Regions from separate parts of the Homo sapiens genome. Here all the other regions are linked to region 1. Evidence: chromatin contacts called from ENCODE Hi-C or POLR2A ChIA-PET data. All regions are on one chromosome and are shown on one strand. Each heading gives the region's core, a stretch centred on a gene start or an enhancer-like site at or near the end of the contact. The rest is flanking DNA. Distances are from core to core; before and after follow the strand shown.

Evidence for each region. Hi-C counts contacts between places; a loop is a spot of excess contacts on that map. ChIA-PET counts read pairs that join two places held with the same protein, here RNA polymerase II (POLR2A). Pooled maps may share reads with other maps.
Region 2: a loop to region 1 is called in a map of naive thymus-derived CD4-positive, alpha-beta T cell, with 7 times the contacts of the local background. The contact joins the promoter of PIGX here to the promoter of TNK2 in region 1. A Hi-C loop is called at or near these places in 1 of 168 maps with a recorded cell type or tissue (naive thymus-derived CD4-positive, alpha-beta T cell), 4 of 37 single-sample maps with no recorded cell type and 7 of 50 pooled maps.
Region 3: a loop to region 1 is called in a pooled map, with 7 times the contacts of the local background. The contact joins the promoter of XXYLT1-AS2 here to the promoter of TNK2 in region 1. A Hi-C loop is called at or near these places in 12 of 37 single-sample maps with no recorded cell type and 4 of 50 pooled maps.
Region 4: a map with no recorded cell type shows a loop between it and region 1 (4-fold over the local background). The contact joins the enhancer-like site here to the promoter of TNK2 in region 1. A Hi-C loop is called at or near these places in 1 of 37 single-sample maps with no recorded cell type and 2 of 50 pooled maps. POLR2A ChIA-PET finds 5 or more read pairs at or near these places in 1 of 52 experiments (Panc1).
Region 5: a loop to region 1 is called in a pooled map, with 7 times the contacts of the local background. The contact joins the promoter of UBXN7 here to the promoter of TNK2 in region 1. A Hi-C loop is called at or near these places in 6 of 37 single-sample maps with no recorded cell type and 9 of 50 pooled maps. POLR2A ChIA-PET finds 5 or more read pairs at or near these places in 3 of 52 experiments (GM10248, Panc1 and activated naive CD4-positive, alpha-beta T cell).

What each region holds. Positions count from the first base shown.
Region 1 is chr3:195,907,179-195,909,983 of GRCh38, reverse strand. It overlaps TNK2 (tyrosine kinase non receptor 2), which reads left to right and starts at 1,433. Exons shown (of 16, transcript NM_001382273.1): 1 at 1,433-1,499. TNK2-AS1 (TNK2 antisense RNA 1) reads right to left here and starts at 1,908. Exons shown (of 2, transcript NR_145450.1): 1 at 1,206-1,908; 2 at 1-119. RefSeq lists silencers at 30-679, 730-919, 970-1,219.
Region 2 is chr3:196,710,963-196,713,767 of GRCh38, reverse strand. PIGX (phosphatidylinositol glycan anchor biosynthesis class X) reads right to left here and starts at 1,391. Exons shown (of 6, transcript NM_017861.4): 1 at 1,124-1,391. The coding sequence starts at 1,235. It overlaps CEP19 (centrosomal protein 19), which reads left to right and starts at 1,518. Exons shown (of 3, transcript NM_032898.5): 1 at 1,518-1,839. RefSeq lists silencers at 992-1,621, 1,456-1,768.
Region 3 is chr3:195,146,497-195,149,301 of GRCh38, reverse strand. XXYLT1-AS2 (XXYLT1 antisense RNA 2) reads right to left here and starts at 1,431. Exons shown (of 2, transcript NR_102711.1): 1 at 1,197-1,431. All of the region lies in intron 3 of XXYLT1 (xyloside xylosyltransferase 1), which reads left to right. It overlaps LOC105374296 (a long non-coding RNA gene), which reads left to right. Exons shown (of 2, transcript XR_001741088.2): 2 at 1-31. It also overlaps the pseudogene RN7SL36P. RefSeq lists enhancers at 1,314-1,363, 1,604-1,713.
Region 4 is chr3:195,207,851-195,210,655 of GRCh38, reverse strand. All of the region lies in intron 2 of XXYLT1 (xyloside xylosyltransferase 1), which reads left to right. Among named protein-coding and RNA genes, the nearest start is that of XXYLT1-AS2, 61 kb to the right of the region's middle. Within about 2 kb of position 1,360, at least 24 of the 41 ENCODE cell types and tissues checked have a DNase peak (open chromatin) inside an H3K27ac peak, as active enhancers do.
Region 5 is chr3:196,431,079-196,433,883 of GRCh38, reverse strand. It overlaps UBXN7 (UBX domain protein 7), which reads left to right and starts at 1,457. Exons shown (of 11, transcript NM_015562.2): 1 at 1,457-1,557. The coding sequence starts at 1,485. UBXN7-AS1 (UBXN7 antisense RNA 1) reads right to left here and starts at 2,499. Exons shown (of 2, transcript NR_046745.1): 1 at 2,443-2,499; 2 at 850-1,682. RefSeq lists enhancers at 1,140-1,219, 1,152-1,925, 2,300-2,349, 1,926-2,700 and silencers at 1,260-1,509, 1,530-1,589.

The DNA.
Region 1 (2,805 bases), core at 184-2,683:
CATTGCGCCCCTCGACTCGGCGGGACTTCTTCACCCAGGGCGCCACCGCTCCTCGGCACCGCAGGAAGGCGCAGGCCGGGCCCGGGGGAGTCGGGGAGAGCGGGGTAGGGCCCCGGAGGCTGGGGGAGGAGCCGGGGGAGGAGCGATGAGGCCGGGCCCTTTAAGAGGGCGGGCCGACTCCCCCCCACCCCCCACCCCGGGGCGGCGCAGGCGCAGGCGCAGGCGGGCTCGGGGCGCTCGGCAGGAGGGACGGCGGGCGGGCGCTCACCTGCGGGGGCCGGCGCGGGGCGGGCGCCCGGCGGGCCGACGTTGACGCCCGGAGGCGAGGGCGGGGAGGCGGGCGCGGGACTCGGGGGCGGCCCGGGGCGGGAGGGGAGGGCCGGGGCGGGCGGGCGGTGTGAGCGGGCGCCGAGGGCAGCACCATCTGGAGGGGTGGGAGCGCGCGGCCTCTGGGGGGCAAGCGAGTGCGCTGGGCCGAGCCGGTCGGGGGCCCCCGGCGGGTCGCGCAGGAGGAGCGCGGCGGGCTGAGCCCTGCGCTGCCGGAGCAGCAGCCGCAGCGCGTAGGGGTTCTCAGCTGGGGCCCGCAGCAGCTCCGCGGGCTGAAGCTCGGCGTGGAGGAGCGGGGCGGGGTGGGCCCGGCGGTGCAGGAGGAGGGCGGGGTGGGCCCGGGGCTGCAGGAGCGCGGCGGCCGCGGCCACGAGCCCAGCCGGGGGGTGGTGTGGGGGCCGCCGGACGGCGCGGGCTGGGGGCGCCCGCCGTGGTGGACGGGCTCGGCGGGCTGGCCTGTGGCGCAGGAGGAGGGGCTGGGGCCCCGCGGGCAGCACCAGGAGAAGGGCGGAGGCAGCCCCGCAGTGCAGGAGCGCGGCGAGGCCCGGGCCGGGGTGCAGGAGCGCGGGGAGGGGAGCCCGCGGAGGCTGCTGCAGCAGCCCGAACCGGCGTCCGAGTCCGGGGAAGGCCCCCGCGAGCGCAGGGAGGGGCCGGAAAGTTCCGGCGAACTGGGGGAGCGGCAGTGGGAGAGCGTCGGGCGGGAGGCGGTGGTCCTGGGAGCGGCCCCGGCGCCCCGAAGCCGCCCCGAGCTGGTGGGGAGGGCCCGGCCGGTGGGGCCCCGGGGGCCTGCGGGGGAGGGGCGCCTGGGGGTGCAAGAGGCGAATTGGCTGCCCGGGGTGCAGGAGGGACAGGTGGTGCGGGCTGTCCAGGAAACCTACCTGAACGGGAAGGAGCCCCAGGAGGGAGAGGGACCCGGCGAGGGGCTCAGGACCCGGAGGCGCCGGCGGAGGAGGAGGTGGTGACTGGCAGGCCCGGGCCCCACGGTACCTCCGGGGCTGAAGGGGACGCAGGATGTAGGGGCATGGGGAGTCGGGCGCAGAAGAGTGCGGGGAACCGCTGAGCTCTGGGAGCCACTGCCTGAGGGCAGGCCGCGGCCGGCGGGAACCTCTTCTGCCGTCTCAGCCTGGGCGTCGCTGAAGCTGTGTCTGCGGGGAGGCAGCGGAAGGCGGCAGGTAAGGAAGCCCAGTCCTGTTAGCTGGAGTTGGTGTGCTTGGAAGTGAGAGGCTGCAGGTCCCTGGCGAGAGCGTAGACTCCACACTGCCCTCGTTCTTTTGGCCTTTCATCCCTGGAGGGAGGAAGCAGTGCAGTTTTCAGCGGCAAGGCAGGACCTCTCCCCCGCCAGTACTGTGTATGGTAATTGGAGTGATAGGGCATCTTCTTAGAGTCTAGGCAGCAGGCGGGACGTCTGGGTGGCTGCCAGGTCTGTGCAGAGGGAAGAGAGGGGTAGCCCCAGGGAGGAGCTGCAGGACGGTCCCCCCTCCACCTGCCCCCCGATGGCAGTAGGGGTGCCTCCATGCTATATGCTCTGCATGGTGCAGTCAACACACAAGTCCTCAAAACACGTCCCACAGAAGGGAAGAGGGCAGCGTGGGATTAACAGAACCTTATCTTGTAACCCTGTTGGTCACGTGAGCTGAGATGAGTGTGACAGCTAGTGGCTTGGGTACGGCACGAGCCTGGCCCGCTTCTGCCACGCCGTCCTGTCACAGCTGATTTACCCTGAGGGCCCAGAGCCAAGGATGATTAGTGGGCGGAAGGAGGGAGAGCAACTGGTGAGCCCTCTCGTCTCTGGGTGGGACGACCCAGCGTTAGAGGGGCGGGAGAGGAGGGTGCACTTGCACCCCAGGGCTCTGGGCTGCCTCTGTGGCCCCACCCTGGGGAGGTTTGCAGATGGGCCGCTGTGGTATCATGGGCTCTGCACCTGTCAGGACAGGAGCTCCCAGCCCAGTCTAGAGGTAGGGCTTGTAGGGGCCAAGGGTGGGGGCTGTATTTGGCTTGTTGACTCCCTCGTGGCCTGAGTGCCAGACCTACTCATTCCGCCTCGTGCCCCCAGGGGGCTTGGCGGGCTGCTTGTGGGCCTTACTCTCCTAGAGCTGTTCGCCTCTTACCTGGCACTGTCAGGTGCTTGCTTCCCCTGCCCCTGGGTGGGGATGGGTGCAGGGTTGCTGCTTGCCCAGGGCCTTAGCTAGAGGACCCTCCTCTGCCCCAGCCCGAGGTGTGGCTGTGAGTCAGATGGACCCAGACCCCTGTCCCGAACCAGACTGGGTGCTCTCCTCTGGGGGCAGAGGGAGTGGTGCTGGAGGTAGCAGCTGCTGGAGGAGCCGGTTAGCCCGCTCCTCAGACAAACTCAAACCCGCCTGTCAGCTTCATCCCATGCCTGTCGCGCTGCCACCCAAACACTCATGCACCGGAAGTTCAGCTGCTGTGCCCACGGTGCCTGACGCTTCTGGAATGGCCAGAGTGGCTCTCACTGTCTGG
Region 2 (2,805 bases), core at 142-2,641, 800 kb before region 1:
CCTCCCTAGTTCAAGCGATTCTCCTGCCTTAGCCCCCTGAGTAGCTGGGACTACAGGGGCACGCCATCACGCCCCGCTAATTTTGACCCCTTTTCAATTATAAAATGCTAACGTTGGAAGCCTCTACAGATTACCAAATCCAACTGTTTAAAAATTCTTCTGGCCGAGCATGGTAGTTCACACCTGTAATCCTGGCACTTTGGGAGGCTGAGGAGGGTGGACCACCTGAGGTCAGGAGTTCAAGACCAGCTTGACCAATACGGCGAAACCCCGTCTCTACTAAAAATACAAAAAATTAGCTGGGCATGGTGGCGGGCACCTGTAATAATCCCAGCTACTTGGGAGGCTGAAGCAGAAGAATTGCTTGAACTTGGGAAAGGCGGAGGTTGCAGTGAGCCGAGATCGCGCCATTGCACTCCAGCCTGGCAACAGAGTGAGACTCCATCTCAAAAAAAAAATCTTCTTGGCCTCATAATCCTTTGTTTAGATAAACTTGAAAACCCAATATGTAAACACACAAGCAGAACTGCACTGATTGACAGATACTAAACGGATCTAAATGATACCAAGGATGACAGAAACATCCTCATTTTACAGATGGAGAAACTTGTAGGGTTTGTGCTTTCCTCCCATCAAACCTTACCCTTTATTGTAATTATTCCCGCACTTGCCCGTCTCAGTAGTACAAGCAGTTTGCCAACTACTACTTGCACGAACAACTAGCAGTTTGCCACGGAGTCCTACATTCAGTTTGGGGATTCTCAGGCCTCACAGGGCGCTAAGGCCTTGCCTGGCCCCTTGGTGATCAGAAGCTTCGTGCAGCTCAAGAGCATCCCAAGACGCTTGACGGCTGACTTTCCTTCTCAGAACTTTAGTAACAGGGCGGCCAGTCCAGCCTGGGAACCGCAGGGCCCGAGCCCGACTCTCCCGGAGACCCGGGATCCGCCGCAGAGCAAAGCGCACGGGAGGGAAGGAGGGCACACGGCTCTAGTGTCTGACCTCCTCCGGCTCGCCCTACTGATCTAGGTCCCGCGCCGGGTCCCCACATCCCCGCAACCCGCCGAGAGGCCCGGGAGCCGGGACCGCTCCCACGCTCTGGCCCCCCAAGCCCCGCCCCCCTTACCGGCGTCAGAGCGCGCGGCGGTGAAGGCCGCGGCGGGCCCGCGCGTGAGCCCGGTCGCCGCCCCGAGGAGCAGCCAGGCGGCCGCCCGAACCGCCGCCACCCGAGCCGCCAGGACGCCGGAAGCCGGACGCCCGAGAGGGGCGCGCGGGGCCAGGTGCGGACGCAGGAAGGGGCCTGGCCGCCCGCAGCTCCTACCGCGCGCTGCCCCAGATTTATCGGCTGGGACCGAGTGCTGGGTGCGCGCGCCTAGCGCCCGCGGTTCCCAGCTGCCTGCAGCCCCGGCCCCCAAGGGTTCCCGCGCGGCGTGGGGCGGTCGTCCCCGCCCAGCTGTTCCTTGCTCCGCCCACCCGGGGGCGGGCGAGGAGCTGCGCACGCGCGGGGACGCGCGCCCGGCCTGTCGCTGTGGAAACCGCTAGGCCAGCGCTCGCCGGGACCTGGAATCCCTGTACGCCGAGGTGGGAGCCGGTGGACCGGTCCCCCAGCCGGCCCCCACCTCCGCTTCCCGGTGTTTGAGGGTTCGGGCCTCCCGCCGGGGAGTTCACCCCTCGGGCTCGTCAGTAGGGCTGTGGCTGTCGCCTCTTCCTGCAGCGCCAGGCTCCGCCCGGTCTCACAGTCGGCTTAGGGGCTTTGCGTGCACTGCGGTTGGGTGGAAAAACCCACTCCTGGTTGTTTAGACGTTGGCCTGCAGACGATGTCATTTCTGTATTCCTCTAAGGGTAAGAAAGCCAGCCTTGCACTAGTGGAGACGTGAGTAGGGAGAGAATCGTCTACTCTTTGGGGACATTCGTACCCTTAGGTGCTGTGGGGCTTCCTAACAAGATTGTGGGCAGTTACTGATCTCTGGGGAGAGGAGTATTCGTGTCCAGGAAGAATAATTGGATAAACGTGCCGTCCTTCTTCCTAAACAGAGTGGAATCTGTAAGCAGGCCAAGAGAGCATCCAGGCGGCTTGGAGTGGAATAGAGGGCTCTAGAGCGGGTGTCTCAAAGAGGAAACAGAGTGTATGTCAAAACATACTATCCAAAACTGAAAATAGCCGGGCAGGTGGCTCACGCCTATAGCCCCAGCACTTTGGGCGAATCACCTGAGGTCAGGAGTTCGAGACCAGCCTGGCCAAGATGGCGAAACCCCGTCTCTACTGAAAATACAAAGATTAGCTGGGCATGGTGGTAGGCACCTGTAATTCCAGCTACTCGGGAGGCTGAGGCACGAGAATCGCTTGAACCCAGGAGGCGGAGGTTGCAGCGAGGGGAGATCACGCCACTGCACTGCAGCCTAGGCGACAGAGGGAGACTCTGTTTCAAAAGAAAAAAAAAAACTGAAAATGGTAGTATAAGCATGTTTCTTAAGAAATGGAGAGAGAAATTTTGGAAGATATGCCTTTTAAAATTCAGTCTGGCTCCCTATGAAGAGGAGTAGGGCCAAGGACGATAGTTTGTTGTTATAAGCCTCATAGAATTATTTTATATTCCAAATACAAACATTACTTTAGCAAAAATTAAAGTTAAATTTTAAAAAGAGTCTAGTAAAAAAAAAACTACATTATTTGAGTACCAACTGCATACATCTTTGACGAGTACAGCCATTGCTTCAGTGTGTGGAGTTTATATGTGCCCCGTAGGTTGTAGTTTACTAACATCAAATTTTAGTTAGGTGAATTGGGAATAGTATTCGTTAAAAAAA
Region 3 (2,805 bases), core at 182-2,681, 760 kb after region 1:
AAAAAGTGATACATTTTTGTTTTGAATAGCATATGGAGGTTATTATTTTTCCAGAAATTTTCTATATTTTTATCAGGGGGTGTGTGTGTGTATATGTAAATAAACTCTCTATACCTTTGTACATCTTTTTTTGTTCACTTAACAGTGTATCTTGACCATCCTTATACCTAAGTCAGCCTTCTTTGATAAATGTTGCTGGTCTCTTGGTATGATTTTTCTTTTTACTATGAAAACCTTTCAACATATACAAAAGTAGAAAGCATCATGTAATATTTCTGGATGCCCCAATATTATAATATCCATGCAGCCTCAATAACTATCAGCCCTTAGCCAATCTTTGTTTTATGTCTCCTCCCACCCACTTTTCCTCTTCCCCTGATTATTTTGAAACGAATCTCAGTCGTCACAGCATTTCGTCTGTAAATGTCATTTTCAGTCTATTAGTTTCTTAAAAACACATCTGCTGTGGCCGAGTTTAGAGCTGAGGAGAGTTATATGAGCTCATAGTGTCACTCTGTCTTCAAGTTCCTCAGTCTGAAATCAGTTGGTACAAGGGAAGAAAATAGAGAGAGGCAGCACTAACCTCTAGCCAAGCACACTTTCCATCTCTCTGCAGATTGCCTCATGTCAGGATGTTAGCGTGACCGTCACGTCTGGAAGGCTTTATGGCTGATATAAATTCAGGTCCGTTGTTCACTAGGCATGAAGCCCTCCGTTGTAAGGGAACCAGCCATCACCCTCATTACGAGATGCATAAATGTAGGACTTGAAGATAAAAGCTATTGGGTTCTTTTCGTCTCTCTGACACCTGAAGATGAATTTCTTGAACCTTGTTCTCGTGTTTAAAAAAAAAAAATTAACCAAGATTGAGCCTGTCAGTTTCTATCAGAGTTAAATCTGAGTAAAGGAGAAAAAAGCTTGCCACCTTTTAAAATAGTGATTCCTTCACTCCCTGGGAGTTAGAAAACTGGGCTAAGTGTTTTTGTGTAGCCCGTGTGACCTGGAGGCCGTGCTATAACCCCTGCAGGAATTACTCATAAAAAGGGAGGGATGTACCTGCCCTGTGGTAGAGATCAGAAGTCTACTCTGAGGTTGTTATTTTTAAATAACATCAGTGGAAAAGGTATTTTAAAAGGAAAACTCTGTACAGAGAACCCAAGCGGGATTGTGTTGCTGTCATTGTGACCGTCTCTTACCTGATGGCTCTGCCTCCCGGGCAGGCTAGGAGCTCCGGGATGACGTCCCAAGACTCGGGCGCATAGCGGGGGCTGCTGAAGATCGGAGTGTGAGGCTGAGAGATGAGGTCCAGGTGGAGCACGTGAAAAGCTTCCTGTGTCTGAAAACACGACTCCTTCCAGTTCTTTTGTCTGTCTGCACATTATGAGTATTTTGGTACTACTGAATCCGTTTTTAAAAGTTCACCACGTCGTGCCTGACACAGGTGTCTCCTGAAAGAATGAGTGAGGAAGTGAATGCGTGGAAGGGGTGGGACTGGGAGGCAGCCCTTCTGTTCTGTTTATGCCGTGCAGACCAATGCCAGGCACTTCGATGTTTGTTGAGTGAATGCAGGAACAGATGTGTAGTCAGAGGGCGTTTCCTCCGCGGTGCTGGCCAGCTGCTAAGTCAGGCTCTGTAGTCCCATTACTGGTCTTAGAGAAGTTACTTTCACATTCAGTTTTTGTTTGTAAAGACAGTCCATGGGAAAGTTTGTTATTCTCAGTTTGTTTGTTTGAGACATAGTTTCTTTCTTGTCGCCCAGGCTGGAGTGCAGTGGTGTGATCTTGGCTCACTGCAACCTCCGCCTCCCGGGTTCAAGCGATTCTCCTGCCTCAGCCTCCCAAGTAGCTGAGATTACAGGCGCTGACCACCATGCCTGGCTAATTTTTGTATTTTTAGTAGAGACAGGGTTTCATCATGTTGGCCAGGCTGGTCTCGAACTCCTGACCTCAGGTGATCCACCTGCCTGGGCTTCCCAAAGTGCTGGGATTACAGGTGTGAGTCACCATGCCCAGCCTATTCTCAGTTTTTTATTTGGCTCATTGTGTGTGTGAGCCATAGGATTGGTCCCATGAGGAATTACGAAGTAGAAGACATGCCTCTTGCTTTCAAGGAAGATATAACGTGAGGGAGATAGGGTAGATAAAACTTAATGAAAACGCAAATGCCTGCGGTGTCAACACTGAGTCAGTACTGCTGTTTAGAGATATCCCATGGACAAGATACATAGACTTTTTGCTGTAGGAACTGTAAATTTTACTGAGTGGCTCACCTCTCCCTCAGCTTAATATTCTGCCTTCAGCTGGGCATGGTAGCCTGCACCTGTAGTTCCAGCTACTTGGAAGGCTGAGGCAGGGGGGTCACTTAAGCCCAGGAATTCTGTGGGTGTCTGCACTAAGTTTGGCATCAACTTGGTGACCTCCTGGGAACGGGGGACCACCAAGTTGCCTAGGAAGGGATGAAGCAGCCCAGGCTGGAAATGAAGCAGGTTAAAACTCCTGTGCTGATTAGTAATGGGATTACGCCTGTGACTAGCCATGCACTCCAGCCTGGGCAACATAGCGAGACCCTGTCTCTAAAAAAAGAAACCAAACAAACAAAAATGGAGTTCTGCCTTCAAAATGCTAAGAAGTGGGTATCACATTCCCTTCTTTCCTCTGAAAAGTCTCTCGGAGTGGTGTTTGGCTTTGCAATGCAGGCGTAGCCTCTAAGAGTGCTCTTGGGATAGACCAAACTCTGTGCCCGAATAGAAAGCTCACTGGGCAGGCATTTGCCGAGGGTTTGGCTATGCAGTAGAGAGAAACCAGA
Region 4 (2,805 bases), core at 111-2,610, 700 kb after region 1:
GGTAGAGACCATTTTCTACTAATTTAATGCCAGAAGCTCTTTCTAAGCTAATGAAAATAGTTGCCAAATTGGTTGAACAGTAATATTTCCCGTTTTGGTCCCCTTCATTAGATTCTGTCTTTTAATTTGTCAAGATCTTCTTTTAAATTCTTGGCTATCGGTCAAAGGCATCAGCTGGCTCTTATTACTTCTTGCCAGGACGTCAGCCAACTTTTTTCTGGGCCTCGCCTCACCCATGAGGAGTCCGTCCTCCTGCCCACTGTGTTCAGGGCACTGGGGCACGACAGCAGTCCTGCCCTTGGGGAGCTCACCTTCCGGTTGGTGGAGGGACCCCAAGTGAGTGGGTGTCACACAGGGAGCAAGAGGCGAGAGGTCAGCAGAGCAGCGTCCTGTCCTGTCCTGACTTCAGCGGGGTGTGGGGGTTGTTTGCACGGAGAATGCACCAGGTGCTGTCAGTTCTGTCAGGGCACAGAGAGGAAGCTTTGAGGAGGATGAGGAGAGGTTAGCCTTGAAGGCTTGGGGTGAAGGCTGGGGGAGGGGCCGAGCAGGCATTCTGGGCCAGGGTGTGCGGGCGGCCGGGGCCTCAGCCTGGACTGCAGCTGCTGCTGCCCAGATGGTGTCAGATCCCTGTGTGTCCCTCTGGTGTGTTTGCCAAGCCGCCTCTGGGGCTGACTCTGCTGAGCGTCTTCTCTTTGTCCCGAACTTTGTGCACTGTCCCTGGCTGGAGAAGACTCATTTCTGTACTCAAGTCCTGTGTGTAGTTGCTGATGGCCAGGTCCTGCTGGTCAGCCGCCTTGGACGGAGTCTCGGGCCTGCTTTTCCGTTTTCTGTCCCCTTACTCTGGCTTCTGGATAGCCTTTGGAATATTCCGGGCGATAGCTGGGCCTCCAGAGAGAGTGGGCTGCAGGGTGTGGGCCCGGCCTCCCCTTGCCTGGCGGGTTTTCCTGGTCAGCGTTCCTGCTGCTCCCCGGTCATCCCTCCTGTGCTGCAGCCTTTTTCTCTGGTTCAGACCCACACTCTGCCGTCCCACTGCCTGGGCTTGCTGAGCTCTCCGTTCTGGCTTGAAGGCCTCGCCCGAGCCCTGTCACCGGCTCTGCCTGTCAGGAGGGCCCAAGTGTGCGGCTTCGGTGGGGCTGCCTGACACTGACCTCTGGGGTTGTAAAGGTCCCAGAGGGTCCTAAGTCGGGCCTGATGTGGCTGAGATGGCAAGAGCCGGAACGTTTCTGTAAAATCTGAAAGCCCTTGATGGGGCCGAGGGGGTGAGGAGGATTCCCACCCTGTGTGGACAGGAGCACGCAGCAGCGGAGTGACTCCACCACGTGAGTGGGGTCCAGCGGGTGTGGCACTCGATGACAAGACAGTTTGAGAGCGGCTTGTCTCCGGGGACCTGGCGTAGGTCTCCTCTGCCTTAACCCTTGGCTTTTGCACTTCCTCTGTCTGTCCTCCATACAGGCTTCTTGCCCTAGTGAGGACTGGCTTCTTAACAGGGTGAGCCGGTTCCTGTCCTAACCCCACTGGCATCTTACACTCTGGGAGATAGCTTCCCCCTGAGAGGCGAGTGAGCCACGTAAGGGGAGGTGGGCGATGGCTTCCCTTCTGTCTTGGGTTGGGGGAGTCAGGTACAGTATTTTTTCTTTTAAAGCATCATTGATCACATAATAAGGTTTGTCATAGTCCTTAATCACAGACCTGTGAAATTTGGAGAATTCACGGCACCTAGGATGGGAGTGAGCTTCTGATTGTGAGCTGATTTGGGAGCTAACCTCAAGGAAACTCCTCTTGCAAGCCCCCTGCTGGGTGTCGTGGCCCTCGCCCAGTGACCTCCCGGGGACTCTGGACGCTCTTTGTCTGCCCTTCCTTTTCCCTCACCTCGCTCCCCCGTGAGAAAGTGGGACTCATGCAGCTCAGCTCAGTGACAGAGGGTTTATTAGGGGTAGCTCTGGGACCCATCTTTTGGTGATTTCTTCTCTCTCTTTCTCTAATGGAATAATTGTTTCTGTCTACACTTCTTTATTTTCTCCTCTCTACAGCTGCCTTCTAAAAATGTGCTTTTCTGTTCCTGCAGAACTGAAGCTTGCATGGCCTTTGTTGTGACTTTCCCGTCACGAGCGTTGTCTCTTGGTATTTTCCCATAGGCCAGCCTGCAGGTCATACGTTGTTCATTTTTTTTGTTGTGGTTGGTCCAGTCAGCCAGGACCAGAGCAGGTGGGACCATGTGGTGCCACACGCAGCCAGCTGGGCCTCTTCGGCAGGCGTGTGGGCAGTGGGCAGGTGGGCTGACTGCCACTCTCAGATATAGAGCTGACACCGAGACTGGATGCTGTGCTGTGCTAGGCACAGGAGGGGAGGGGAACAGATGTGAGTCAGATGTGCGGTTTGCCCTCACAACTTCACTTTCTAGTTGGGGAATTGGACATTTACATAAATGTACAAACACCTGTCATACAAAAAAGAAAGGAATAGGTGTCATCCAAATACCACCTCTGTTGGGGTATGTGGTGGGCAGCCTCTAACACGGCCCCCGGTCATCCCTGCCTCCTAGGAGTCGTGCCCTGGTGGGTCCCTGTCCCTTGATGTAGGCTGGACTTATTGACATGCTTCTAGTGAATAGAATCTGGCAAAAGTGATGGCCTGTCACTCTGGGACTGTGTTATAAAAGCCTGCTGCTTCTGTCTTGGGCACTTTCTGTCTCTCTCTCTGAGCCTTGCCTGGAGGAATTCAGCTGCCATGATATGAGCTGCCCTGTGGAGAGGCCTGCATGGTGAGGAACTGATGTCTCTGGCCAGCAGCCAGGGAGGATCTGAG
Region 5 (2,805 bases), core at 208-2,707, 520 kb before region 1:
TGAAACCTCGTCTCTATTAAAAATACAAAAATTAGCCAGGCGTGGTGGCGTGTGCCTGTAATCCCAGCTACTTGGGAGGCTGAGGCAGGAGAATCGCTTGAACCCGGGAGGCGGAGCTTTCAGTAAACTGAGATTGCACCACTGCACTCCAGCCTGGGCGACAGAGCGAGACTCCCTGTCAAACAAAACAAAACAAAAAACTATACCCCTTGATTTGACATGGCTCTTTCTTAATTCTCCCCAATAGCATGTTTACTCTTAGGATGTGTCAATTCTTCAGACAGCTCATCCCATCTTTTATTGGGCCATTTTCCTATGAAGATGCAAAATATGTGGGTGGAGGTTGGAAGGTGGGAGGCTAAAACAAACGGAATCACTTGGAATCTCTTTTAACTTTATGGGCAAGGTGGGGGATTATTGGATTTGAGCGCACCCCACTCATGTAACTGTTTTGCAAAATACTTAAAATTATTCAAGGAACACACGAATATCTTTTTTTTTTTTTTTTTTTTGAGATGGATTCTTGATATATTTCCCAGTCTGGTCTCGAACTCCTTGCCTCAAGCGATTCTCCCACCTCGGCCTTCCAAAGTGCTGGGATTACAGTCATGAGCCACCGCGCCCGGCCAATAATGTTTGTTTAAAAATAAAAAGATAAATAAGAAACTCGAAGTAAGGTCCGCTTTGACCATCGTCCCGATCGTTCTCTTCTCTGGAGGTAACCGTTACCAGCGTTTTGAGCACACTTTTCCAGTCTCCTTTCTATATGTTTTCTTTCCTCTACTGCATATACAGAGTTTCTTTTTATACAAATGACGCCTCTTGGGGTCTCATTAAGACCCTAACGGGAGACGTGATGGCCAATTTATTTAAGGAAAGCAGACTAAACAATCGTTTATGAAAACCTACTGGGTGGCAACCCCGCGCTAAGTGCTTTCTTTGGCATGAAGGGTTCTGGTATTTCACTCGTCGCAATCGGTTAGCTAAGCCATTAGTTTAGAGGCTGGGGGGCGAGTACGGGGAGAGTCGCTTCAAAGCGAGGAGGTAGGGTTTGCATTTTGATGGGACCTGCAGGAAACCTAATAGAGTGCGGTACAACCGCAAAACAGAAAAATGCTGTCATCGGCAGTTGGCTCTGTCAATAAAGCTTGCGAAGCTGAAATGCGAAGAACTATCTGCCGAGACCGAAGCTTCCTTCGGAATCTAGGAATCGACACCGCGCCTGCGAGGCTAGCCTTGGAGCCCGGAGAGGAAGGCACCAGCAATGGCAAAAAGGATGCACTGAGCAGGCAGCAACCGAGCAGCCAACCCGAGAGCTGGGAGCGCGCGGGCCCGGTCGGAAAATGCGCCTGCGCAGACCGCTGGGGACGGGAGGGGCGGGGCTCGAGGGGCGGTCAATGCGCCTGCGCACACCGCACGGCGAAGTGGGGGAGGGCAGTCCGTGTGTGTCTGTGTTGTTGTTCGGCGGCGGCGGCGGCGGTAAGATGGCTGCCCACGGGGGCTCCGCGGCGTCCTCGGCGCTGAAGGGGTTAATTCAACAGTTCACCACCATTACCGGTAAGAGACGCGGTTACCGGAAGGTGGAGAGTGGGGTCCGGAGCGGGCAGCGGGTCTGCCCCGGGCTTCCCCTTACCTTCAGGCATTCCTCCTTCGGGCTTTACCCACAGCTGCCGTCCTCCCTCCTGAGGAAGAGGCGACGACGGCGTCGGGGTCTCCGGGTTCAGGCGGGAGACAGCCCCCCCCCGCTCCCGATACCCTCGTTCTCTGTCTCCTAGTAGCGTGGAGGGAGATCCCCCAACCCCCCGCCAGCCCAGACCTGGGAATGGGCCGAGTCCGTCCGCCCCCGCCGGCCCGGGGACCCGGGGGCGGGAGGAGTAGGGGGCCGCACCCGGGCCACCGCCCTCCTCCTCCTCCTTCATCATCTTCCCTTCTCTGTGCAGCCCTGCGGTGCGGTGCATCTCCTCACCTCCTTTTTTCCTTTCTTCCCCGGCCAGGTCATTCTGCCCCGGTCCCCGGCCTGCCCTTCCCCTTTCTGGGCCCCTCGGAGCCATCGCCGTGGCCCTGGCGGGTTCGGGCCCTCCCGCCTTCACGGCAAGGCCGGTGGGTTCGGCCGTGCCTTTACACTTCACGGGGGACAGGCCGCCAGAAGCGGGGGGTGCTGAGGAGGACCTCAGGGACTGAGGCTTTGAGGGAAGAATGAGGGGGAACCCCCAAGCTGAATAGGGGAGGCCTGGAAGAATCCAGGGTGGCGTTTCCCACCTCCCCATAATAAAATCATAAAGACGGAGACGATGGCGCCGGGGCCTCCTGCTGATAAGATAGGGATGGCGGCAGAAACTTCTTTGAGAGAAAATCTGTTTCTGGGTGTCGGTATCCCCGAAACCCTAGGCCTAGGTTCTCTCCCTTTGGACCCCTGCGAAGGACACACGCAGATCCTCTTACCGCCTGGAGGAAAGGCCCTAAAGCCATTCTATGAATTCTCTCTGTCTTGTTTCTCTCTGATGGTGCTGAACTTTTCTTGCATGAGTTATTAGAGGGCGGAGCAAATGATGAAGTTCTCTGTGGAGTGATTTGAGAGAAGAGTACTCCAATGTGCCTGAGTGTAATTTTGCCGTTCTAGTTTGTCGTTTTGGAAGGAGGTCAGAATGTTAGTTCCCTCTCAACGGATCTATACTTTATCTCGTAATTTGTTAGATGCGGAGAATGTTTCCACTGTTAATGTTCCTAGAGTTTAACGTGCAATATCTGGTTAAGTAAAATTTTATATTGTTTTAACTACTACAGGTTGTATACTAGTTACCGTTT